2 separate regions of the Mus musculus genome follow, and region 1 is linked to region 2. The links are chromatin loops, found by intact Hi-C in ENCODE. Cell type or tissue: heart. All regions are shown on one strand. Each heading gives the region's core, and the rest is flanking DNA. Links, peaks and the distances in the headings are about the cores only.

Region 1 (2,915 bases), core at 183-2,682, 66 kb before region 2:
ACCTCCAGCAAGGAATCCATCTCCTAGCCTCTCCAGTTCCCAGGGGCCATCTGTACTGCTTGGCTTTCAGCTCATTCCACCCTCTTCAAAGCCAGTGTAACATCATCCATCACACTTATAAGTCATCTCTCACATACCTCTATATAGATGCCAACCACCCCAGAGATTATGCTGGGGCCCCCAGCAAACAGGACAATCTTCCCATCTCCCGATGTTCTTTTCTCCTTATTTTTTAAGACAGGGTTTCATGTAGCTCAGGCTAGCCTGGAACTCACTGTGTACCTGAGGATGGCCTTGACTTTCAGATCCTCCTGTCTCCACTGCCCCAGTGCTGGGATAATGGATATATGCCACGGTACTGGGAATGGAACCTAAGGTTTCTTGTACAATGGGCAAGGAAGTTCTCTGTCATCTGAGCTATGTCCCCAAAACCTCTCCCCACCATGATCGTAACTAGGACCCCCAACCCATTTATTCTAATCTTCATTCTGTCACATAGCTGGTTACCTGTGCTCAGGGTTCATGTGTCTTTCTCTTCACATCTTCCTGGGCAAACCTGCTACTCTCCTATAGTCCTTTTAGCTTCTTGCTTGTCTCACCTCTTATTTCCTTCCTAAGTCGTAGGGCATCAGATTTATTATTGACAGGTGCCACATCCACACAGACATAAACTATTCTCTCTACATTCAGCAACCCTAGTACAGTGATCTGTGTGGCTGTCTATTTGATGTGGCCCTGGGAATGTCATGTGACTGGGTGGGTGGTCTTGCAATAGCAGAAAAATCCCTTCCATGGGTTCATTTGCATCTCCTCAAATTCATGTATTTAAGTTCTAGCCCCCAGTACTTCAAAATGTGACCTTACTTGATAATATAGTCCTTGCAGGTACAACTGGTAGTGATTAGGTCTTCAGAACTTTAATTCAATGAGTGTGTCTTTATAAAATGGGGAAATTCAGACACAGACCACATGGAGGGAAGAAAGTGTAAAGATAGAAGGAAGGGACATTATGAACAAGCCAAGAAGTTTCCAGAAGTCATAAGTGAGTCCTGGCCCACATCCCTCTCAAATGCCGCTGGGGAAGTACAATCCTGATAGTGAGTACTTCTACTTTGGGATTTTTGTCTCCACAGCTAAGAGAACACATTTCTTTGCTTTACGGCCAGTCAGTTTGTGCAAGTGTGCTGTGGCAGCCCCAGGACATTAATACAGCCAGCCTTGACGTCATTTTCTCATTTCCTCATTAGTTACTGGAATACCCTGTGACACTGAACGCTGGCTGGGCCAATGGCAGGTCAGGGCTGCTCTGGGAACTAAGAGAAGGCCCAGTACCCATCATGCAAGCAAGCCAAGGTCTCCCATCACTTTCCTGGTGATGCTGGACAGCACAGGTATCTCAGCTTCTGGAGAGTCAGGCGGCCCAGGGCTGGGGGGCCATCAACTCTCCAGCTAGGTCCTCTCCCACACTCAAGAAGCTGTTTTTGGGAGATGGGAAGTGTCCTGAGGACTGGGAAGTAAAGCTGGGGTTGTATTTCTGCAGTGTGTGCTGTGTCTAACCCAGTGGTTGGCACACTTTTTCTGATAGCAAGTATTTTGGGGCTTTACTGGCTGTATAAGCTATCATACCCATGCCACTCAGCTGTCTTAATCAAAAGCAGATACACTAATGCATTTTAAAACAATTAACAGTGTCCCAATAAAACTTAATTTATAAAAACAAGCAATAGCCTAGATTTTCCCCTAACCCTGCTCTAACCAAGCCTCCGTGCTCTAACTACTCTCACTAAAGGGGCATAGATCTTTGTTTTCAAATTTCTCTTGATATTTGTGATAATTCATGCGATCTTGTGATAATTCCTCACAGAACCCTTAGCAGACACTTGTCAGGCTAGGCTCCTGAGATGGAAACTGTGGGGGGTGGAGGGGAAGAGTGGGGAATAGGGCAGCTTCTTGCTTACAGGAAGGATCTCTGTTCTGAAAGGCAAGTAGTTGAAGAGAGCCTTTAGTCTGCCCAGCAAGTTTAATGTCCTTGGCTCTCAGCAGGACTCAGCCCTCACACAAAACTCAGGGTCAGGGTTCTAGGCTGACTGAATAAAAGTTTAACAGCCAAGCCCCCACATGGAGTTCTTAGCTCCTTAAAATAACACCTTCATCTTGATTGACATTCAGAAAATAAGCCCTCAGGAAAGTGTTCTGCAATAAAAGATGCTATTCACCCCATACCCCTTGCACTGCCCATCCTGCCTCCTCCCAACCCTATTCCCCCTTCTCCTCCTTCTCCCCTCCCCACCCTGTCCATCTCACCCCTCCCCTTTTAAGTCAAGTCTGGAGCCAGCTCAGAAACCTGTGGAGCTAGGAAAGATGATTCAGGCATTTAACCAAGGTTTTCTCTTGCTGTACTGACGCCCCCGCAGAAGCCACTTGTGGAGAAGGGTTGTACGTGTGAGGAATTCTCTTTCTTCCTCTACAGACTCCTGCAGCAGCCCTTCCTGGAGAAGGTTGGGGTGTGTGAACAGTGGGAAGAGGACCATATAGACATTCATCTGAATTACAGCTGCCCACCTCCTTGGCACCAGCCATGGGCACTGCATTCCTTAAAGCTCTCATTAATTGTGTAAGTCAAACTTTGCCCCTCCTTAAAGTAACAGCTTACACCTTTAAAGTGTTCAATACCAGAAGCTTAGAGAGGGTGGAGAGGTAGGGTGGCAGCTGCTGGGTCTTGCAGGCTTAATAGAGACCAGAGACCAAATTCTAATCGCTCCATTTCTGCCTGCTATATAGGGTGGAGTATAGGAAGATATCATATTATGCTTTTATTATATATTATAAATACCATAATGTATCATGTCATAATCAATCACAGCCTCGCCTTGACTCTGTGAGGGGACACTCTTCTCCCCACTTTACACAGGAGG
Region 2 (2,915 bases), core at 263-2,762:
ACCCATCAATGGTCTCTTTCTAGTTTCCTGGGTTCTAAAGAACTCCAAATTAAACACACAGTCCCCTAATGCTAAGATCCACATATGAGAAAGACTAGAAACTTTCTGGATGTGAGGAACTTGAAATCTTAAGGCACAAGAGTAAATCTATATCCTATGAAGGGGGTGAGATTTATTTAGCCAGTATTGTTCAGAATGCCCATTAATTCCAGGATGAGTAGAAAGAAATAGAAGATTTGCTAAAGAAAAACAAAGGGGCTCATGGGAATGGAGAGGGCCCATCAATCTCTGCTTAAAAGCTAATTGTTTGCTTGAACAGGTATTAACTCAAGAAATTAATTTGGTGTAAAGCGTTGGAGGTGTCGAAGACATCATTATAGTCTTGCTGTGAGACGGGTGTGGGGCATAAAAGTGTGGCCGGGTGGGGATAAACATGATGACGTGTTTGCATTGGTGGGTGTAGTCAGGGCTTGAAGGAGAGCAGAGACGGTGCCAAAGAAAGGGCAGGTGGGAAGGAAAATCAAACACGCTCACAAGCGTGCCCATGATTCTCGGAAACTCAAGGAAGGGAGGCACAGGTGCAAGGACAGCTGCCATAGACAGACTCCGCTAGTGCAGGGACATCTGTGCGACTCCTGGGCAAAGGTACCTGGGAATTCACATCGCTGGCCTCAGGTCCACCAGGCCCAACACAGCAAATCCAAGGAAGCTGATCATTGTGCTACTTCTTAAAACGTTATGAACCGAAATCAGTCTCGAGGTAGCTTTAACAAAAGACTGGAAGATTTGAATTGGAAACAAGGAAACTTTAGATGGAGAGTTATAGTTCTTGGATGTTCATCTAGACCAAGTAATACTTAGCGATGGATAAAGATCAGTAAGAGGGACTTCTTCATCCTTGCTATAGACTATAGGCAACAAAGTGCCTCTCAACATCTCGGGAGGCAACTTTTCAGGTAAGAGGGGTTGACAGTCAAACTCTAAGATGATTGTTAGACTAGACTTCGGTTTTGAGGTTAGGAGGGTGAAAATCTATCTTCAGGAGAGATAGACGACAATCGATTGGACCCAGATAAACAATCAAACCTGTGAACGATCAGAGAATGGGGGAGACAGCCGGTGTTTGTACGTGAAGAAAAGAAAGAGCCTTAGCTACGTTCACAAAAGCACACAATATAGAATGAAGGAATTTGCTTATAAACCTATCCCAAATGATAATTCCTTTAATAAAAAAAAAAAGTTCGTACTTAGGATTCACACGTGACTCTCCCCTCCCACCACCACCACCACCACCACCACCACCACCAGGCATAAACATTTAGGAGGCTGCAGGGCAGTGCATCGGTCCTTCTTGGCCCTGGCCTTTCTCATGGATGTCTGCACAGGGCTCAGCTTCTCCCGCTTTGCTCCTCCCATCGCCTCTTGTACGGGTGCGCATGCCCACTCTCTTCCTGATGCGCTAGAGAGCTCCCTTGCCCTTGGTCACCTGGAGCAGCTCCATGGCACTCCATCAGATCTCGTCTTGCAGGGACTTGGTGTATTTGCTGGGGTGCCTGAGACACCAGGTATGCCTTGCTTACGTTCTTCATTACCTTTGGGTCCTTGTTGAGGCCCAAAGCCATGGGGAAGCTCAGGGTTGCCGTTTTTTCCAATGGCAGTCACGACATGAAGGCCACATTCTATGTTTTCATAGTTCTCCTTCTAATAAAAACTGTGGACAAGTGTGTGCTAAAATTGTTCTTAAGGCCACATTAGCTAGAGAAACACAGTATGATTAAAGTACTCTAGTCCAAGAAGAAAATGATTAATCTCAAAATGTCTGAACCTGGCCCTACATTTTAAGTCTTTTCAAAATCCAAAGTCACAGAACAAGGAGCTTAAATACTACTGTAGCTTCTAGAATGTCGCTCTGAACCTAGTTCCATTTCCCTTTGGGTTGAATGGAGAAGAGGCACATTTGCCCTCAGTCGGCTGGGTCTCTTACACATCCTTGGGTAGATTGAAGGTTCAAGAACCAGAGATTTCATCACAAAGGACTGGACTCTTGCACCTAAGTCCCCTGCCTCAGCATAGAGTGCCAAGTCTTGATTTAATTTGACACACTTTAAGACTAAGTTAGGTAATCTTTCTACCCTAAGGAAAAGTCTCATCTGTCAAGCATGAATCACAAATACGCATCAACAATAGCAAAGACAATTTCAGTCAGCCATGGTGTTACAGCTCTGTAATCCCAGCTCTCGGGAGGGAGGCTGAGACAGAAAGATGAAGAATTCAAGAGTAGCCTGTCCCAGAGTCGAATGGGGGAAGGGAAAAAGAAATGGCTCAGTGGTTAAGAGTACATGCTGCTCTTGCAGAGGACCCAAGTTCAATTCCCAGCCTACAGGAATCCAACACCCTCTTCTGGCCTTCATCAGCTACTGTACCCATGGTGCACACTCCCACGTAGACACATCCGAGTACACATGATTCAAAAGTTGAAAGGGAATTGAATGGAAAAGACAAGGCAGGGGAAGAAAAATGAAGGAAATAGAAAAGGAAGAGGAAATGGAAAGAGGAAGGAAACCCTTCTGTCATCTTAACAATGACGCTTCTCTGAGTTTGTCCCATCTCTCAGTGATTGTTTACACCCATGCTCAGCTTCACCCACTGCCACCAGCACACGAGTTAGACATTTGTCCTTTCTTTGTCATCACGGAATCTTGAATTATAAATGAATCTACCTCTGCCTGCACTCACACATTCCTGCAGCCTTCATAATTATTCCCTTGAACAGTGTACCATTTTTGCAGCAAACAACAACAACAAAAACACAAAACCTCTACCCTTTAGTGGCTAAATGCCTACTTTTGGATCCAAAAAGCCCTAAATCTAAGCTCTGACTTTGCCATTTGTCATCCTGGCAACTGTGGTCGGCT

Evidence for each region. Peaks named below come from ENCODE experiments on the same cell type or tissue, not always from the same donor. Only the 100,000 strongest peaks of a DNase experiment are listed, where the experiment ranks them.
Region 1: it touches region 2 in a loop (2.2-fold over the local background); 4 of 42 quality-filtered maps call a loop at or near these places.

The regions. Positions count from the first base shown.
Region 1 is chr5:64,462,124-64,465,038 of GRCm38, reverse strand. It overlaps 1700027F09Rik (RIKEN cDNA 1700027F09 gene), which reads left to right. Exons shown (of 3, transcript NR_040681.1): 2 at 2,471-2,614. Among named protein-coding and RNA genes, the nearest start is that of 1700027F09Rik, 4.4 kb to the left of the region's middle. In heart, for the core only: no CTCF peak of the experiment used is centred there; a DNase peak (open chromatin) is centred at 1,228.
Region 2 is chr5:64,396,017-64,398,931 of GRCm38, reverse strand. No RefSeq gene overlaps it. Among named protein-coding and RNA genes, the nearest start is that of Gm43837, 20 kb to the right of the region's middle. In heart, for the core only: no CTCF peak of the experiment used is centred there; no DNase peak of the experiment used is centred there.